2 separate regions of the Mus musculus genome follow, and region 1 is linked to region 2. The links are chromatin loops, found by intact Hi-C in ENCODE. Cell type or tissue: gastrocnemius. All regions are shown on one strand. Each heading gives the region's core, and the rest is flanking DNA. Links, peaks and the distances in the headings are about the cores only.

Region 1 (10,479 bases), core at 1,617-9,616, 100 kb after region 2:
ATGCTGGTGCTCGCCTCACTCCTTTCTTTTGATTCGGTCCAGGACTCCAGCTCAGGGAATGGACCTGCTCATAAGTAGATGTAAGAGCCAAAGTTAACCAGGAAGTTCCACTTGCCCAGGGACAGGATAATTTCCGGGAACACTACAGCAGGTGTGCTTGATCCCGTGTAGGTGGGAGGGACATAGGCAGGAAATACATCAGGATGTGTGCTTGTCCCTGATTGAGCCTGATGGGAAATGCACTGACTTATGGATTCTGCTGTTTTAAGCCCCTACAAAACATAACCGTATCCACTCCCTGGGACCCCAGGGTGGACCTGACCAGGGTCTATCCTAGTCGGTATTTAATTAATTAAAGCCTTGCTTCAGATTTGGCTCAAAATTGTGGAACTAGTTTTTCTCTTGAGAATCTCAGTATTAACCACAATTGAGGCAGATTTTCCTTCCCATATCTGTTTATCTAATCCACATAGTGCCTCACAGGCTTGCTCCGAGGCTAGTTTCCTACATGATTTTAGTCCAGGTCAAGTTAAAAGTAGTAACTGGCACAATTCTTTTCAAATTTGCTTTTTTTTCCCCCTTTTTTCTTTTGAGACAGGGTCTCAGGCTGCCTGGGAACTTGATAGGTGACTGAAGTCAGCCTTGCATATATGATCCTGTTTCTACTTTCTGGCATTGAGATTAAAGCACACTCTCACATGTGGTTTATAAGGTGCTGGAAATGGGCTCCAGGCTTTGGCCCAGCTACGAACCACCCCAACTGAGCTAGAGCCCCAGACCTTTTCCTAATGTATCACCACTTAGTGCATTCATAGAGTGGGGCAAACATTAGCTGCCTCATTCTGACACATTTGTTCAACCCTAAAGAAAACTGCTGGGATTACAGGAAAGAGATCTTCTCTATCCTATTGCTAGGTTCATGACTGACAGCCCAACAACAAGTGATGATAACAAGAGAAAAGGTTAAGAATTTATCCATATGGGTTGAATATCCCTTATCTGGAACATCTGGAACCAGAAGTATTTTGAATGCTGATTTTGAAATATTTGCATATATTTGCATATGCACAATGAGATGTCCTGGTGATGGGGCCCAAGCCTAAACACTAAATTCAATGTTTCAGATCTTCCATATACATACAGACAAATCATTTACTACCATATTTTTAGTGTATTTCTGTATCGATTAGGACTTGTTACTCCATCCACACTTGGTATGGAATTTTCAACTTGAATTGGTGCTGAAAAGGTTTCAGGCTAGGAATGTAGTTCAAGAGTAGACTGCTGACCCAGTATACATAATGCCCAGGTCTCCATCCCTTGCACTATAGGAGGAAAAAAAAAAGGATGATTTCAACCATTTATACGCTGGGATATGGTGTCTTATACCTATAATTCCAGTACTTTGAAGGCTGACACAGGAAGATTACTGTGAGTTTAAGGACCATGTCACCGTAAAATATTCCAGGTGTTTAAGCATTTAAGACTTTTGAGCTCTCTTGGGACCGTGTGGTGAAGTGTCATAGGAGTATGTGGAGGTCAGAAGTCGAGCCCAGCTGTTATTCCTCAGACACTGCCCACCTTGTTTTTGTTCATGTGTCAGGGTCCCTCACTGACGTAGACTGGCTGGCTAACTAGTCAACCCCAGGGACCCGCCTTTCTTGGCTTCCCAATACTGGAATTACACGTCGCTGACTTTTTTCATGGCTTCAAAGAATCAAAATCAGGTTCTTGTGCTTCTGCAGCAAGCATTTTATTGATTGAGCCCTCCCCAATTCCCTGTGTGACATTTCTGTCCTTTGGGTGTAGGACAGGACACCTGTCACTCAGTCTTCAGGGTATAAAAGCATGAGGAGGTCCAAGTACCCTCCCTATTTCTGCCATTTCCTCGAATGCCATGGCGCCCTATGTTCCCACTTCAGGCTAACATGTTCTAAGCCTCGCTGTGCCTCTTCCCCAGGTCATTAGTGCCCACTGTGCTCTTTTCCCTTCGGATGCATATTTTTATATAAATAGAATTCATCCAACATGTGATCTTTTGTGCCTGGCTCATTTCTTCACATCATCTTTTCAAGGATCCCCTGAGTTCTAGCATTTCAAACCTTGCTGCTAAATGTTGCACTTACAGGAGGCTACATTCTGTGTATACACCCATCTGTAGATGGGTAACAAAAACTAGTCCTCACTCCATCACTGGGCTCCACCCCACAGCCATAAAAACCTGAGTTTAGGATGCAGATACTCCAGTCTAATAATATTCCTATCTCCTTTCTTCATCTCCATCCCTCTGTCTTTAACTGCCAATGTCTCAGTGTTTTGTACACGTGTGTGTACACACATATGTATGTGTACAGGCACATGCTTGAGTATGTGTGCATACACACACACACACACACACACACACACACACACACACACCACTGGCCACCAAAACTGTTGCATGTGCTCAGAGTCAAGCCAAGGTAAACACGATTAGGAACTTCTAGAAGCAAGAGAAAACTTCCCTACAGAATGACTTTGGTTTCCCTCCAAGTTTTCCAGCCTAGAAAATTCACTGCTTTCAACAAATTGAAGCAAAGGGGAAATTGTCACTTTCACTTACAGCCAAAAATATTTCAGGTGGCTGACTTGTAGTACCCTGTACATACGAGCCCTGGCTGGGGCCCCTAGTCAGCCCAGCCAGTTGCCTCAAAGCTATCTCTGCAACAGGATCAGTTCCCAGGGACAAAATCATGTCTCTGTATGGTCACCTCCTAGCACCCTGGGTGTTAAACGACATCTCAGCAAGTGTGTGTAAGAATGGCACAGGTCATCTGTGGAGGTCACAGGAGAGTTTGCAGAGATGGTTCTCTCCTTCCACATGTGGGTCCTGGGCGTTGATCTCAGGTTGTAAGGCTAGCTATCACAGGCATATGCGAGTTCTGGGGATAGAACACAGGTCCTCATGCAAGTGCTTTCCCAGGATAGGCCAGCTTCCAGCCTCATTTCTTTTTCTTTTCTTTCTTTTTTCCAAATTGAAATTAGCATTTCTTTGATGAAGTGGAGGAGAAAGAGGAGGGAGAAGAGGAGGAGTAGGAAGAGGAGGAGGAGGAGGAGGAGGAGGAGGAGGAGGAAGAGGAGGAAGAGGAGGAGGAAGAGGAGGAAGAGGAGGAGGAAGAGGAGGAGGAGGAGGAGGAGAAGGAGGAGGAAGAAGAGGAGGAGTAGGAAGAGGAGGAAGAATAGGAAGAGGAGGAGGAAGAGGAAAACGAGGAGGAAGAGGAGAAGGAGGAGGAAGAGAAGGAGGAGGAAGAGGAAAAGGAGGAAGGGGAGGAGGAAGAAAAGGTACCAATGGCCGATCCTGCTAGTATTCTGATATATTAGGTGCTCCTAAGCATTTAGAGGTCCTTTATCTTCTCCAGTGGCACCTTATGCATATTCTCCACGTTAATTCTCAGTTGCTTCTATTACTGCTATCAGGCATAGAACTTAAACAGGGATGCTGAGGTACACTTATCCGTACAGGGTTGCCATCTCTGGCTGCACTTTGGAGTCCCCCAAGTTGAATTTAATACAGTCCTCTATTTTCCTTTCAGAGTGGACTAGAGGCCTGCAGTTTAGAGGGAAGACAATATTCCCAAGGTCTGGGCAGTAACAGAAGTCAGTCTGAATGTGTGTGTGTGTGTGTGTGTGTTGAAAGAACCAAAAAGCAAGGCTAGGATGTAGCTCACTACGTTTGCCTAGCACACACAAAGCCCTGTGTTCTATGCTTCGCACTGTATAAACCAGGCATGATGGTATGTGCCTATAATCTGCCTGAGAGACAGGCAGAAGGTCAGAATCCAAGACCATCCTCCACTACATATGCATTTGAGGCTAGCCTGGGCTATGTAAGACTCAGTCTTTAAAGAAAACAATCAATCAATCAATCAATCAATCAAACAAACAAAAAACTAACTTGAATTAAAAAAAAGTCCCAGGGCTGAAGAGATGGTTCAGCAGTTGAGAACACTGGCTACTCTTCCAGAGAACCAGGGTTCAATTCCTAGCACCCAGATGACAGCTCACAACTGTCTGCAACTCCAGTTTCAACCAATCTGATCTCTTCACACAGATATTCATGCAGGCAAAACACCATCGCACATAAACTAAATAAATTGTTATAAGAAAGAAAGCAAGAAAGAAAAAGTCCATTTTTCAATCTAATCACAGCGTGAAACCCTCAGGAAACATCTGATCCAGATGTCTACCCACTGTTCCATGGGATACCATGATTAAAAGGACCGGAAGGACCCCAAACGACCATGTAGTCAGGAACCCAGGACCATGTGGTTTATGGGGATGTAGGGATGGATGTTCCCAGAGGGACTGGCCTCCTGCAAGACACGACAGAATCTGCATGTGGGCCAGAATAATTTGTATGCTGTTACCTCTTCCCCATCGGCAGCTGTGACCTCCAGACAGTGTTTTCCACAGACACACAAGCTCCAGGGAAGCACACACCTTTCCTAAATCATTTATGTGCATTCCGGAGAAGCCAGGGACTTAGTAACATCTTAGGCTCGCTTCAATTAGCTCTGCAGCGCCAGGCATGGTGGCGCACGCCTTTAATCCCAGCGCTTGGGAGGCAGAGCCAGGCAAATTTCTGAGTTCGAGGCTAACCTGGTCTACAGAGTGAGTTCTAGGACAGCCATAGCTACACAGAGAAACCCTGTCTCGAAAACAAACAAACAAAAAACAAACAAACACCCCAAAAAAACCCAACTAACTCTGCAGCAGGGGACGACCTTGAACCTCTAATCCTTCCACAGGTGTGTACTGCCTGTCTTTGCAGTGCTGGGTCTGGAACCCAGACCTTTGTACTAGTTAGGAACACTATTAAGTAAGTCACATCTCCAGACCCAAGAGTGATTTCATACAAAACCTGGTCCGGTGAGCAGTGATCCTTGAAACCCTGGAGTCTAAAGGGTGCAGAAAGGTAACTGAAACCCCAGATATTCTCACTTGCTCCTTAGTGCCTGGTGCTTTATTCGCTTTGTAAAAACCTCAAATAGATGTGAAGTTTGATGTGAACTGAGACAAAATTCACCCCATACTTTCTGTTACCAAATTTAGCTGTTCCACAAACTAAAAATGTCCACTGTGGGCACGTATTTTCAGCTCAGGGTCACAGCTTTGACAGCCTGCCTGGCTGGCAGGTCAGATAATCCTTGTGTTAACACAGGTGCTGGCACATCATAGGAATTCTCACATACCTGATGATTGCATAGAGATATTTGATTCCTAAGCAACCATGAAAATTCATGTGTCAGTTCCTAAAGAGGTCGGGTTACTGGGCATTAACAAGTTTCTAAAAATGTCTAACCCTCCGTGTGCTTCTGCTTACCGGCCTGGTACATGCTGATCTAAAGGTACCACAGAGAAGCCTATCAGAGGCAGAGTTTAAACAGAATTTCCCGGTAGCAATTTGCCTTTTTCTGAGGCAGTGTTTTGTAAATCTTTTTCTGAAGAGTCACAGTTGTTAATAAGTTTCTAAGAAAAAGAGGCGGAGAGTGTAGTCAATGAATTTGCAAATGACTGTATAAACACACAAGGAGGGCGTTTCTTGGCTGTTTCACAGCTCTGCAGTGTTGGCCCTAGCATGTGGTAGGCAAGCACACCATGCCTGAGCTGCAGCTGTGCCAGAGCTGCAGCTGTGCCTGAGCTGCAGCTGTGCCTGAGCTGCAGCTGTGCCTGAGCTGCAGCGCTACCTAGCTGCTGCAGACTGGAACTCTTTGAGTGCATAGAGCCTGTGTATTGAGGCAAAGCTGACCTCAGCTCTGCTCTAGCTGCTGTTGACTTTGCATTAGATAAATGACTGAACATGACTTTGAACTTCTGATCTTTCTGCCTCTAACTGAATGCTGGGATTACAGGTGTGTGCCCCAGGCCTGCTTTGTTGGTTTTTGTTTTTTTGTTTTCTCTTTTGTTTTGAGTGATTGTGCAAATTGTCCATGTCCCTTTATTTCTGGCCCTCCTGTTCCTACCTCCTAAGTTGGGAGATTATGAAGTCGATATCTATTTTTTTTTTTTGGTTTCAATGTTGAAGATAGAATTCAGAGTTTTTAATATTCACCAATTGAGCTATATCCTAGTCCTGGGACCAACATTTTACAAATGGAACAAAGATCACCATGTCCAAAGAGCTTGCCTCTGAGGTACTGAGGGGCAGAGTCCAGAGTGCTCTTCTTCATTCTCCACCCCATGGCAACCTTTGTGCCTCTCCTCTCTCCACACTCTCCTACAGCATGGCTCTCCTCTTTCTCTTCTCCCAGTCTCAAGCCCGAGAAACCCTAAAATCCCACCTCTGTCTGTCCTCCCCAACTACTAGGTGCTGACACCTTAATTTACCAAACAGAACCAACTCAGGCAGGGTTCTAGAAGCTATGTGCAGACCCTCTTGTGCAAATAGTTTTGGGGAGAACATAATTTGCATTTGTAATACAAGCAGCTACAAAGGACATTGGTGGAGGTGCAGCTTCAGTGGCAGTTGAAGGCCCAGGACTAAAGGGGTCATGCAAGGAAGTTGAGACTTGGCACTGTGAAGAAAGCCTATGAGAGGCTATTGGTGAAAGTGCAGCCTAGTGGCAGCAGAGACCCCAGCATATTGTAGATACCAGTACCACGGAATGACTACCAAGAACAGCAGCAGCAGAGGAGGAGAGTCAGCCAGAGCCTAGAGTGCTACAGAGGGCAGAGCTGGCGAAGTGCCCCAAGCCCTTTGGAGGATCTCAGAAGATCACGTGTGGATCCCAGACACTGGAACAAGAAGCTGTGAAGTTAAAGTTGCCTTGGAGACTCTCAGATGTTAGCGATGCCAGAGCTGTGGAATACCTGCCAAGGAAAGCTGCTAACAGGAAGTTGAACATGCCCAAGATCAAGAAGTGTCTTGCTGTCATTGTAGCTGGAAGGAGTTGGACATCAGACATGGAAATGCAGAGTTGGAGTTTGTCCATCTGGTTTTCAGTCTTGCTTTGGCCCAGTATTTCCTTACTATGACATTTTAGAATGTATATTCTGTGCCTTGATATGTTGAAAGTATGCGATCTGCTTTTTGATTTTGATTTTATATGTATTACAGTTAAGAGATCACATGAGTCTCAGAAGAGACTTCTAACTTTGGACTTTTAAACATTATTGAGACTGTGATAGACTATGTAGACTTTTGAAGTTGGACTAAATGCATTTTGCATTATGTTATGGCTGTAAGCCTATGGGATGTGGTGGTTAGAACAGGAATGGCCCTCATAGATTTCATGTGTTTGAATGCTTGCCCCATAATGAGTGGCACTATTAGAAGGTGTGGCCTTGTTGGGGGGAAAAGTGTCACTGTGGAGGTGAGCTTCAAAGGTCACACATATAAGCTCAAGCTATACCCAAGTGTAGAAGACAGTTTCCTCCTGGCTGCCTTTGGATCAAGATGTAAAACTCTTGGCACCTCCAGCACCATGGAAGTCAACCCCAAATAAATGTTTTCTTTTTTATAAGAGTTGCCTGGGTCATGGTGTCCCTCACAGCAGTGAAACCCTAACCAAGACAGAGGAGTTTATATATTGGTTCCCCTTCTATTCTGAGTGGGAATCATTTGGCATATTGGCCTAGCATTTGTCTGTGTTCAGTTAGTATCCTTTAAAGGCACGAGAAAGAAATGCCCATGTTAATGAAGCAATACAAGGAAAAAAAAGGAGCTGAAGCCATCGGTTAGGGTTAAGACAAGTGGTTGCTGATAAGATGCTGAGAGCAACATGGAGTGTTGTGTTGGGCCTTTGACAGGGAAAGGAGACATAAGTGGGGATCCTAGAAACTTTGAGGCATTATATTATTAGTTTTATATTTTCAGATTTTATATTCTTAGTTTTGATAGGTGCCATTTTCTGTATGGTGTTCATGTTTGTGGCAAAGGGAAGACTCTAGGGGAGCTCTCTCTGCTACCATTACAGACATTTGGTAAATCCCAGTAAGAGCTCAGCCATTTAGTTCGTGCAGAAGTCCTCTGACATAACATCCTTTCTCACCGTCCTTTAGAACTCCTTCTAGAATGCTGGCATTAGCTATGACTCTCTTTGTTATGCGTGTCGGTTCATGTGTGTACAAGTGCACATATGTGTGTGTGGTGTATATGTGGAGGCCAGAGGTCAACAGTGGATGTTTTTCCTCAGGAGTTGGCTACCATGCTTTTTAAGAAAGGGACCTTCACTGGCCTAGCGCTTGCTCAGCAACACCCAGGGATCCACCTGCCTCCACCTTCCTGGGTCTGTGATCACAGGTACACACTGTTGCATCTGGCTATTTATATGGGCCCTAGGAATTAAACAAAAATCCTTATGATTTACTGGCTGAGCCATCTCCAAAGCTTTCTTTTTCTTTTTAAACAAACAAATAACTGAGTTAATCACATGAAAAAAATTGGGGGTCCCTGTAAACTCTACTGCTGGAAGAGAAATGAACCTTAAGAGGCAAGAAGGCTCGGCACAATTTAGTAAAGTGGGGTTGGTTTAAACTTCATGATCTGGCCCCAAGGAGATTATTGTACGCATATTTAAGCACAGTACAATTTAGAAAAAAAGGTTCCTAGTGTAATACAACCCTGGGTACACAAGTAGGCATAATTACATAGAAACTCAACTGACAGTACATGTCATTTCTTCTAAGAAGAGGGGTTCTAGAGATAGATTACAAATACTAGCTTAAGGGCTTAGGGGAGAATCTGGTGTGAGCTTAGTCATACAGATAGTGTAGAGGTCTTTTGGGTTGTTAGCCACCTCCAGCCCTGACTGTGGGAGCCTAGAGGAGCCCCTGGCCATACAAATAAGGCAAAGGTCACTGCGAATATTAGCCACCTGCGGTCCTGCTTGTGGGAGCTGAATACGGCCAGATCCTTCAGATCATGCAGATCACCTGGCTATTAACTGCCTCCATTCACAGCTTTTTGGGTAGAAAACAGATTATATATCTTTTTTTTCACTGAAAAGACAACCCTGCATGTTTAACATTCCTGATTTCCTTAGTGGTCTGTGGGCGAAAGGATCTTTGTGCTCCCAACAAAAAAGGAGAGGAAAAATATGAAAAGTTTTTTATCTTTGTATGTTGAGTTCTATGATTTCTTCTTGCTTGGGCTTGATCAAACATAGTTTGTATTTTTCAAGAAAAATACCAAGACCCTCTTTTTCTTTTGTTACAACTTGAAAAGAGAGATATGGGGTAACAGGATGGTAGTTTTCTCAAATGTGCAAGGGGCTTGATTGTCAGCAACACACATGGTCATGCTTCTCCGGCTCTGAAACTTGGCTTCCTATTAATTGAATAATGACAAATTGTTCTCCTAACATCTCAGGGGTCTTCAGTCCAGTCTAGAACTTATTAAGGACCCACTCAGTGTAAAGCGCTAGTCCAGCAATAGTGGAAACTGGGTCAAGTGTCTCTGTAAGGAAAGGCTTCTCAGTTTCAGAGGAGAAGACCTTTGGAAGCTAAAAGCATTTTTAGGCTTGGAAACAGAGCTCAGTTGGTAAGAGTACTTGCTTAGCACATGCAAGGTCCTGGATTTTGTACCACATAACTGGGGGTGGATGCAGACACCCAGCATGTGGGTAGTAGAGGCAGGAGGATCAACAGTTCAAAGTCATCTTTAATTACAATAATAAGGTCATCCTGGGCTATGTGAGACTCTGCCAGAAAATAAGACAAAACCAAAAGAAGCTCCCTTAAAGGGCTGGAGAGATGGCTGAGTGTGCAAGCCTGGCCACGTGGATTTTGGGTCTGGAGACAGCAGCACAACGTCGGTAATAATATCAGTGGACACAGGGGTCAGTCCTGGGGTCACTTAGCTTGGCTTACACGACAGCAAAGAGATTCTGACTCAGACAAGGTGGAAAGACAAGGACTGATGTGCTTTGTAATGTGTGTGCCCACTTGCATGCTCACACACACTTTAAAAGAAAAAGAAAAAAAGTCTCCTCATTCCAAAATTTAATTACTGTTCAGGCAAATGCATATGGCTAATAAGATATTTGAACATATTTTATAAAGTCAATTTATATTGAAACCAGACCACAGTATCCAACTTATGACTCATTCTGCTAATACTTAACTGATTTTTCCTCTGTTCTCTAACTTGTAATCATTATAAGATGATCTATGATCTGTGATTAATTCTTAACTGCTTAGGTACAGAGCAGTGGTGACCTCACACAATGATGGGGCCTTCTCAAGCCATCCATTGGAAAGAACCCAAAGAAGCAACCATATTTCATACCCTTCCTGTCTTTCACAGAGTTTTTCTTCCCTGATACCTACTCAGACTATCACTGCAAGGAAGCACCTAAGACCAGAGAGACCATTACTAATGGCTGGGAGTAAGCACTGGTGACTAGACATAACTCCGTGCTAAGGCCCAAGACCAAGAGGCTGGGGAGATAAGAAAGCCCACCTGTTAAACTACCTTACAAGCACAAGGACCTGACTTCA
Region 2 (10,479 bases), core at 1,046-9,045:
TGGAGTTAAAGCAAACAACAAACTGCACACCCCTGGCCAAAACAGAATATCCCAGAAGAATGACACTGTGCATTCAACATGAAAAGGTTTAAAGCAGCAGGACATTACTGAAGAATGTAGTGAATAACTGAGTATGGTCCCTCGTGGCCACAGTAACTACGTCCTGTGCTAGAACTAACTTGAGTATTAACGTTTTTGTTTTTGTTTAGTTTTTTTAGAGACAGGGTTTCTCTGTGTAGTCCTGGCTGTCCTGGAACTCACTCTGGAGACCAGGCTGGCCTCGAACTCAGAAATCCGCCTGTCTCTGCCTCCCGAGTGCTGGGATTAAAGGCGTGCGCCACCACTGCCCGGCTAACATAATATTAAAACTATTATTGGGGACCTTTTGTTCTTTGTTATTTATGTGTATGTATGTCATGTTTATACAACTACTTTCTGAAGGCAGAAGACATGAGATCTCCTGAAGCTGGAGTCATAGGTGATTAAGAGTCACTGTGGGTCCTCTGAAGGAGCAGTGCACACTCCTCATCACCATGTCATCTTTCCAGCTCCATGCTTCTTACATGTTGAACATAAGATGCCAAAGGATACCTACCCACTTAAAACTTTTTTTCAGATTTATTTTATAGGTTATGGGTCAGTATACCACATGCATGCCTGGTGCCTGAGGAGGCCGGAAGAGGGTACTGGATTCACAGAGCTGGATGTATAAACTGTTGTGAGCCACCAAGTGTTGGGAATTGCACTTGGGTCCTCAGGAAGAGCAACAAGTGTTCTTAACCACTAATCCAGCCACCTTACCCACATTTTTGCTGCTGCTGTTGTTTTGGCAGATTTACTTACAAAGAGCTATTCTCAGAGGAAAGATGACCTAAGTTCTTCCCAGTCCCTCTCTTTCTACTCTCCTAGTTTGGATGCCTTGTCCTTTCACTTGGCCTATCTGACATGGAGATACCACTGTGAAAAACCAAATTAAGGCAAGAAAAGTGACTGCCATTCATATTTGCAAGCTTGCATATTACTTCAAGAAAAAGCAGGGGTAGAGTTATGGTTTGATAAAGGGAGATATATAAAGTGATTCTACTGAGTAATGATCATGTGTAGTATGTACTACACCCTAGAGCAGCAGTCCCCACCTTCCTAATATTGCTACCCTTTAATACACTTCCTCATGGTGTAGTGATCCCAACCATAAAATTATTTCATTGCTACTTCATAACTATAATTTTGCTAGTTATAAATAATAATGTAAATATCTGATATGTAAGATATCTGATATATGATTCCTGTGGGAGGTCACAACCCACAGGGTGAGAACTGCTGTACTAGAGGAAAAGATATTGAACTTTCAGAGGATGAATAGCAAATAACACTGTGGTTCTATAAAGTATGCATGGATCAGATGAAGTGGGATCACTCAGAACTACTCAAATAGCTCTCAGTTTTATATTAAAATGTAGAATCTAGCCCAAATTAGCCTAATCCTCAAAGAAACTGGACAATAGACATAATTTAGTGTTTCACTTCAAACTATTTCTCAGAACACGAAGTCATCTAAATTAATATTACAGAAATTATTCGCTATATTTAAAGTTTTCTATTACTTCATGGAATATAAAAATAAGAGCCCTAGCTTTTTTTTTTTTTTTTTTTTTTTTTTTTTTTTTTAAAAACAGGGTTTCTCTGTGTAACCCTGGCTGTCCCTCACTTTGTAGACCATATCGACCTCAAACTCAAAAATCTGCCTGCCTCTGCCTCCCCAAATGCTGGGACTAAATTGTGTACCACCACCTGGCTGAGCCCTAGCTTTTAAAACAAAACATTTATAATTTTCACACTGGCCTAAGGCAGCAACTTTCAGCCCACATATTATGAATTCCTCAAAGTTCAATGCAATTAAAGTTCCATCCTAATGCATGCTGGAGTTTCAGTACCTCCTTAGATTTTCTTTGGAGGGCTTAAAATATTTTACCATCACTTAATATACAGAAACATACCATTTACACTAGAGTTCCTACCCACTTTTAGTTTTCAGATACTCTCAAAGGAAAGATCATCTTTGTTCTTTCAGGTTTCTAATGAAATGACTTAAAGCCTTGTAAAGAAATGGGAAACAGAATATTTTCAGCATCATTTTGTATTCAGCTACTGGAGTTACACACACAATCTCAACTAGTTCTCTGAGCTTCTGAATCGCTGATCGTTTCCCGATGTGCAGAATTAGCCTGTGCAACAGAGAATACTCGAAAGTATGCTTGGGTTCTTCTTACTAGGCCCCAGCAGTACCTCCCTTGTACTCCCAGGACTCTAGTTTAAAACACCTCCAAAAGCTGCTAAATGTCCCTGGGGAACAAACCTAACCCAAAGTTGAGAATCGCCATTCCAAGTGAAGCTCATGGTACCAAAAAGTCGACACTATGCTCGTCAGAAGAATCAAGGAAAAAAAACATCTTTTTCTCTGATTGCTTTCCACCCAATTTATACTTGAAATAGCCGAGGAGCAAGATATGCCACTGTGTGCACATGAAGACATCTGGCTTAATTTCTACAATTACTGCTTTCAACAAGTCCTGTAATATCAGCAGTTTGGGAGGCAGAGGCAGGAGGATCACTTTAAGTTCGAGACCAGCCTAGTCTACAGAGAGTTACAGAAGAGCCAGGGTTACTTTCACAAAACCGGGGACTGAACAAGGAGAGATTGAAGAAGGGGGCGAGGGTTGGTGGGGAGGATGGAAGGAAGGATTGATTTCACTTGTAGGGAAAGCTAGGTTTTTACATCATACCGGATAAGCAGAATTTCGAGAAGGGACAGAGAGAAAAGACTGGGAGGACAGAACGTTAGGCACTGAAAGCACAGTCCATGAAGAAACCCAAGGACCTGTTTGTTCTCAATAGCCAGCCCTTAGATGGGAACAATTAGAGTCTATTTAACATGCCCGAGTAGGTAGCCAGATCCATCAAGCTGCTGTTGCCCCAAGGGGTGAGCAGGGCTAGACACAGGTTCCCATGGACTTGGAATTGACCTGAAGTCCTCTCATGATTCTCACTCAGAAAGAGGAACCCAAACGTAGTGAGACCAGCTGGGACCACCTCCTCTTCCCAGCCCCCAAATAAACTCACCAGTTACAGAATACCCAACCCTTTCTGGATACCAGGGGTTCTAGTCTGGGGTTTGCTTGCTACAGCATCGGAATCACGTGGGGAAACTTCTTAAACTCTACAAACTGAGTTCCCGCCCACCCGAGCTTGAGACCCGAGGCTGCAAAGCCATGTTTTCACCAAGGTCCCCAGGTGATTCCTACGCCCGCCAAAAGTTACAATTTGTCTCCTAACTTGGAAAGCACTGAACATCTGTGGCTTTTGCAGGGGCCTCCGCGACAACTAGGACTTCTTCCCGTACGCTTCTGGGGCCCACACCGATTGCTCCTGTCACCCTACAGGACCAGCGCGGGTTCAGGCCGGGTCCTACGCCGAGCCTCGGTAAAGCCAAAGCCGGCTCCGACAGCGCCGGGCCCACCTCCCCTCAGCCACCGGGCCCCGTGACGTGGCCCGGCCCGGCCCGGCCCGGCCGCCCTCCTCCAACGAGACTCCTTAGTCCTACGGGGAAACCAGTCGCCCCGGTGGCGAAGACCCGGGACCACAGCGCCGCCCGCTCCTTCCGTACCTTCTCCAGGGACGCGTCCATGGCTGAGGCGTCCGGTGCTGGGCCCGCGGTGCTGGGCACTACTTCCGCCTCCCGCGGCCCGCAGCGGTTTCCACGCTGGCAGCGCTGACGTCCTCCCCGCCCGCAGCCGGCGGGGCGGAGAGGAGGAGGAGCTGCCCCGCAGCGCGGCCCGCAGGTATCCTGCGGCTTGCTGAAGGCGGGGCTAGGCCCGTCGGGTGGGCGGGGCCTCCCGGGGCGGGGCCTTCTAGGCTTCCGTACTTGGGCGTCACGCCGGCCGGTCCTAACGCTGCTTGGTGGCAAGAACCCCGTCTATAGGGCGGTCCAACTTGAAGCCTGTGACGACCGTCGCAATGAGATATCCACCAGGTAAAATACTATCGACTCAGCTGCACGGCCCAAGCCAGGCTTTCAAGTCCTCCGCCGTCAACACCGGTCAGGAATGGAGTAGTTATTTACCTTAGCAGCCTAAGACCAGCGCTCACCCTTGCGCATGCGCGGGATGATGTATTTTGTCAGCTCTTTCCTCAGAAGTCCAGACAGAAAGGAATTCGAGGCCGCTGTTCTGGCGTCCTCCCTCATGTCACAATGATGGCTTGTCGGAGGATGGGTAATAATAATGATAATAGTAGGTCTGTTGCCTTTCCATTTTATATCAGAGCAGAAATTTGATATGGAGGTCATTATTATCCGTTTTAGGTTTAGTCCCTTGCAGCCCGGCAGTACACCTCATTATTCCCGCTTCACACCCGCTAGGTGGGGGTAGTGCGTTTTTAGTGAGTAAGAGCCCGTGGGATTTGTTTCCTACATTGCTCCACTACTGATGGGTAGGTGAAATGGGATCTTACCACCATTGTGGTCAGTGAAACTTCCTGCACAGAAGTCTGATGATGCTAAAAACCACAAAGCTATCCCTACCCTCTCTATTTCTTATGCAGCATGCTCCCCCAAACCCCCAGGTTGGGTCGGGTTGTCAGTGTAGTAATTATCTGCAGGCGGTCTCTACTTTGTATTTGGATAAATGGCCTGCTTGTGTTGTTAACATTTCCTAGCAAAGAAATCGTGTGTGCTGCTTTTGAGTGACTCTCCAGTTAACTGGAAAAAAAAAAAAAAAGTGATGAAATAGTGCCTTTTTTTTTTTTTTCCTTTCTTTTTTGGTTTTTCGAGACACGGTTTCTCTGTACAGCCCTGGCTGTCCTGGAACTCACTCTGTAGACCAGGCTGGCCTCGAACTCAGAAATCCGCCTGCCTCTGCCTCCTGAGTGTTGGGATTAAAGGAGTATGCCACCACGCCTGGCTTGAAATGGTGCCTTTCAAAGACTGAAAACTGATGTGCTCCTGCTTGAACAAAACAATGTGTTATGAAAATTTCCAAACCTGTAGAAAGGACAAAAGAATTTCGGTGAACAGTCATGTGCCCATTAGCTAGATTAGTTGCTATTTTCTTCTTTTTTTTTATCACATGTGTATTCAGATAACTATCCATCAATATTTGTGCTGGTACATTACAACTCTGAACACTTCAATATTATTAAAGACTTATTTTTTTTAGGCAGAGGTACAAGAAGTGTCTCCTCCTCCACCTCATGATTTGGAGGCTAGACTAGGAGAGATGCCGAAGTCCAAAACAACTTGGCTTGGTGACTCCAAACCAAACAGCTAAGGTGCTGATGGTAATGGTGGTTGCCACTAAGTCTGATGGACAGGGAGAACCATCTCCTGCAAGATGCTCTCCGACTGGCATATGCGTGCTTACACACTCACAATTTTTTGTAAGCAAATAGCAAAATAAAAACAAGCAAACAAAAACAGTGCACAGGCTGTAGAGATGGCTTAAGAGGTAAAGGCCTCTACCACTAAGCCCGGACTGAGTTTGATCCCTGAGACTCACAGTGGAAAGAGTAACAACTCTGGAGTTGTCCTCTGACTTTTGCATGTGGCACACATGCACACACACACAAGAGCTCACAAAATAAAAATGTAATAAAGATTTAAAAAAAGAAGCTCATAAATGTAACATTATCTCCAAGTAGTTAAAAAGTAGATTCAAGCCAAGCCTGGTGGTGCATGCCTTTAATCCCTGCACTTAGGAGGCAGAGGCAGGTAGAGCTCTGTGAGTTCTAGGCCAGCCTGGTCTACATAGAGAAACAAACCAACATCCCACCGCTACCCCCAAATAGACTCAACCTGTACAGACATATGGCTTGTATATGGTGAATGTTTACATCATTAGTATTTTTGAGTTAGGGTCTCACTATGTAGCCCTGGCTGTCCTGCTGTTCATTTGTAGACTGACCTGCCTTGAACTTGAAGCAATCCTCCTGTCTCCCAAGTGGTGTAAGCTATCACAGTGAAGTAAGAATTTCCTTGAGGGCTAGAGAGATGGCTTAGCAGTTAAAAACAGGATTCAATTTCCAACACTCACATGGCAGCTCACAGCTTTCATAATCTTTAGTCCCAGTGGAATCCAATGTACTCTTCTGGCCTCGACTGTGCATGCAGGCAAAACATCAAACACATAAAAATAATAGATAAAATGTTAAAAAGAGATTTTTCTCCAAGAGTAAACCAGAAGGAAACAAAGGAGGGGGGTATGTAGGTTTTTTTTTTCTTTAAATTCCACAACATAATTTTGCTGTGAGCTGAATTATTACAGCCATATTGTAAATAAATATTTTAATCTTTAATATTAAAATAAGCCAGTGATATACACTGATTCACTACAGCAATGCAAAAATGTGGGGTTTGCTGCCAAGCCTAATGACCTGTGTTTAATCCCCAGACCCTACAGTGTGGAAGGAGAGAACTGACTCCCTAAAGTTACCCTCTGACCTCCATACACACTCAAGAACGCGCGCGCACGCGCACACACACGTCAAATAAATACATATAACCCGATGTTCTTCTAAAAAATGATAACTATCAAAAGCTGTGAGGGATGAACAAGATGAATAAAGATATAGATGGAATTACTATTGTCCTCCGCTTTATTCTAAGAATAAGTAGGCGTTTGGGGAAAGGGCTGAGTGAAGACAGCTTTATTCCTATTATTATTTTGCCAGGGGTTTTATTTGTTTTTGAGACAGAGTCTAAGTAGCCCATGCTGGCCTCTAGCACTCTTTTTGCCTCAGCCTCTCAAGTCTTGGGATTACAAATATATGCTACCATGCTCGGCTATATAGAACTTTAAATGTAGTATTTAGATGTAAAGAAACTCATGTATGTACATATACCATGAATGTAGAAGTGAAAATGTCTAGGGTACAAAATAGACTAATAACAAGTGGGAAAGGAAGAATAAGGGTGCAGAGGGAAGTATGCTCAAAATATATCATTTTTAAATTAGTTCCCAACACCTACATGGCAGCTCACAACAGTCTGTAACTCTGTACCAAAGTATATCCATTTATGTTACTGTCTTAGTCAGGGTTTCTATTCCTGCACAAACATCATGACCAAGAAGCAAGTTGGGGAGGAAAGGGTTTATTTGGCTTACACTTCCATACTGCTGTTCATCACCAAGGAAGTCAGGACTGGAACTCAAGCAGGTCTGAAAGCAGGAGCTGATGCAGAGGCCATGGAGGGACGTTCATTACTGGCTTGCTTCCCCTGACTTACTCAGCCAGAGATCGTCCCACCCACAAGGGGCCTTTCCCCCTTGATCACTAATTGAGAAAATGCCTTACAGTTGGATTTCATGGAGGCATTTCCTCAACTGAAGCTCCTTTCTCTGTGATAACTCCAGCTGCGTCAAGTTGACACAAAACTAGCCAGTACAGTTTCCTAGTATCATGTTTTTTTTTTAAAAATAGACATCAATAAAGATAAATATGAGAAATTAGTGAGTGTAAGAGTTGTTCCTCACAATCAGGTGATTATTCCTCCAGCAGTCATTGACTGCCTGTAGTTCTCCATCAGTTCATGTGACATTGTATTACAGATGTTCCATCTGGGGCTGGGGACCCCACAGTCACTTATTCTCTGCATTTTGACCAGTTATGGCTCCCTGTAGCCTTTGCTGCAGAAAAAAAAAAGTGCTTTCGATAAGGGTAAGAGCTATGTTTGCCTGTGGGAATAACTATTTAGAGTACAGTTAGAAGCTGTATTGATTTAGGAAATTGGCAGTAGTGGGTCCTCCTCTAAGGTCTATTACTTGTTCAGCCACCAGTAGTTGTTGAGGTTTACAATACAAGGTGCGAGTTCCCTCCTGTTGAACAGGGCTTAAGTCCAGTTAGACAGCTTGGTTATCCACAAGATATAAAGATTAGCAGCGTCTTCCTAGGCTGGTCGCTCTGGTTTACCTGCTTCACATTTCTGTAGGACTCTTGATTGCATTTCTCCCTTGGCAGCTTGCATAATATCTTCTGCTACTCTGAGAGCTGGTCCTGAGGGAGGAGATGTCCAAGTCAATTCCAGCTGATTCCTTCAGCTTCTGTGTCTAAAGTGTGTGGTATCTCAGAGGCAATCGAGGGCAATGGCAAACCCTGTAGTGTTTCAGAGGTCTCTTAGATACCCGTGACCAACAACCTAAAATGTTTCCCTTCCTCTTTCTGGTACTGGGGTTTCTTTAAATAATTTATGGCTCCTGAGGGAAACGTTATCACCTCATGAGCAGTCACTCTATCCAGAAATATGTGTGTGATTATACTCACTTTTTTGGTTTTTCAAGACAGGGTTTCTCTGTGTAGCCCTGGCTGTCCTAGAACTCACTCTGTAGACCATGATTTCCTATGGCTTTTTCAAACATCTTTAGTGTTATTTTTTTTAAACCAGAGGTAAAAGACCACTACAATGAAAATTTTATATTTTTGAAGAAAGAAATTGAAAAAGATACTAGAAGATGGAAAGATCTCTTAGGCTCATGGATTGGTAGAATTAATATTGTAAAAATTACCATTTTTCCAAAAGCAATTTACAGATTCAGTGTAATATCATTCAATAAAAATGATAGAAATAGAGCAACATCATAAAGCTCATATGAAGTATAGAAGGCACTGGAACAGTGCTGGAGTTTTTTGTTTTTTGTTTTTTTGTTTTTTTTTTTGTTTCCCCATTCTTTTTTTTTTAATTAGGTATTTTCCTCATTTACATTTTCAATGATATCCCAAATGTCCCCCATACCCACCCCTGTGCTGGAGTTTTATTAAGTTATTCAAGTTATAGTACAGAGTTACCATTCTAATTTAACTTTCTGTTGCTAAAACAAAGACCATGGTCAAATGCAGTTTGAGGAGGAAAAGATTTATTTAATCTTACATTTAATAACCAACACAGGAACCTGCATGCTCTTGTTTACCATGACTTTCTCAACCTACTTTTTAAACCACCCAGGACCACCTCCCTACAGGTGGCATTGCTCATAATGGCCTAGGCCCTCAATCATTAATAATTTAAAAAAATGCTTCACAGGGCTAGAAAGATGGCTCAGCAGGTAAGAGGACTGTAGTGGTTATTCCTGGTTGTCAACTTGACAATATTTGGAATGAACTACAATCTGGAATTGGAAGGCTCACCAGTGACCCTTATCTGGAGGCTTGGAGATCCTTATCTGGATCTTGGTTTGAAGATCTTGAGCCATAGTGGCTATGGATTCCAGAAGATTGAATCTCCGAGTTTAAGGAACACACCTTTAATCTGGGCTACACCTTCTGCTGGAGACAATATAAGGACATTGGAAGAAGGGAGTCTAGCTCTTGCTCTTGCTCCTTCGCCTGCTTGCTGCGTGAGACTGAGTAACTGCTAGATCCTTGGACTTCCATTCACAGCTGTGACTGAACAATTGTTGGGAATTGGGCTGCCGACTGTAAGTCATCAATAAATTCCTTTACTATCTAGAGACTATCCATAAGTTCTGTGACTCTAGAGAACCCTGACTAATACAGAAGTTGGTACCAGGAGTGGTTCTAGAGTAACAGAAGTACAAGGATGAATCTTTTAAAATACTGGAATTGGCTTGTTGATCCACCAGCACTTTCAACTATTGAAACCTCTCCAGATTCTCTCCCTCCTGGGAGCTCAGAGAATTTTGAAGACCCATGGTTGAAACTATATTCCGAACTTAAAGAAGCTAATGACCTTGATTTTCTTAATGAATTAGGTGATTCAGTGCACAAAGCTTTCTACAAGATGGGGAAAAAATCGGAAAATGATTTTACTGGCTGGCTGCTCTTAGTATCTGTGGAAAAAATGATGAATGAAAGGAAGGAGTTGTGTGATTAAAATCGAAAGGCTCCAGACACAAGTAAACGATCTAAAAGTTGCTAAGTGTGTCCTTGAGGAGAATCTTCTCTCTTGTAGCAATAGAGCTCAAGTTGCAGAAAATCAAACAGAAACTCTCATTGTAAGGTTGGCTGAACTACAGCGAAAATTCAAGTCTCAGCCTCAGAGTGTGTCGACAGTTAAAGTAAGGGCTCTAATTGGCAAAGAATGGGATCCTACAACATGGGACGGGGATGTGTGGGAAGACCATGTTGAAGCTGAGAATTTTGAATCTTCAGATTCTCAAGGGTTTGCCCCACCTGAGGAAGTAGTACCCTCAGCCCCACCCCTTGAAATAATGCCTTCCCCACATGAGGAAATTAATTTTGCAGAGTCTGATAAACCAGCAATGACTTTCACTACTGATGTTTCTCAAGGCCCACCAATAGTTTCTTCTAGACTTGTAACCAGACTCAAAGCAAAACAGGCTCCTAGAGGGGAGGTAGAAAGTGTAGTCCATGAGGAAATTCGCTACACTACTAAGGAGCTTAATGAGTTTGCTAATTCATTCAAGTAGAAACCTGGTGAATATGTGTGGGAATGGATTTTAAGGGTGTGGG

The links. Hi-C counts contacts between places; a loop is a spot of excess contacts. Peaks named below come from ENCODE experiments on the same cell type or tissue, not always from the same donor. Only the 100,000 strongest peaks of a DNase experiment are listed, where the experiment ranks them.
Region 1: it touches region 2 in a loop (2.1-fold over the local background); 2 of 42 quality-filtered maps call a loop at or near these places.

What each region holds. Positions count from the first base shown.
Region 1 is chr16:13,998,718-14,009,196 of GRCm38, forward strand. The region is part of intron 1 of Bmerb1 (bMERB domain containing 1); the gene reads left to right. Among named protein-coding and RNA genes, the nearest start is that of Ifitm7, 17 kb to the left of the region's middle. In gastrocnemius, for the core only: a CTCF peak has its summit at 5,739; a DNase peak (open chromatin) is centred at 6,710; H3K27ac peaks cover 460 bases.
Region 2 is chr16:13,899,251-13,909,729 of GRCm38, forward strand. Pdxdc1 (pyridoxal-dependent decarboxylase domain containing 1) reads right to left here and starts at 3,895. Exons shown (of 23, transcript NM_053181.3): 1 at 3,665-3,895. The coding sequence starts at 3,685. It also overlaps a transcript of Mpv17l not described here. In gastrocnemius, for the core only: a CTCF peak has its summit at 4,411; DNase peaks (open chromatin) are centred at 3,894, 4,130 and 4,401; H3K4me3 peaks cover 2,570 bases; H3K27ac peaks cover 2,205 bases.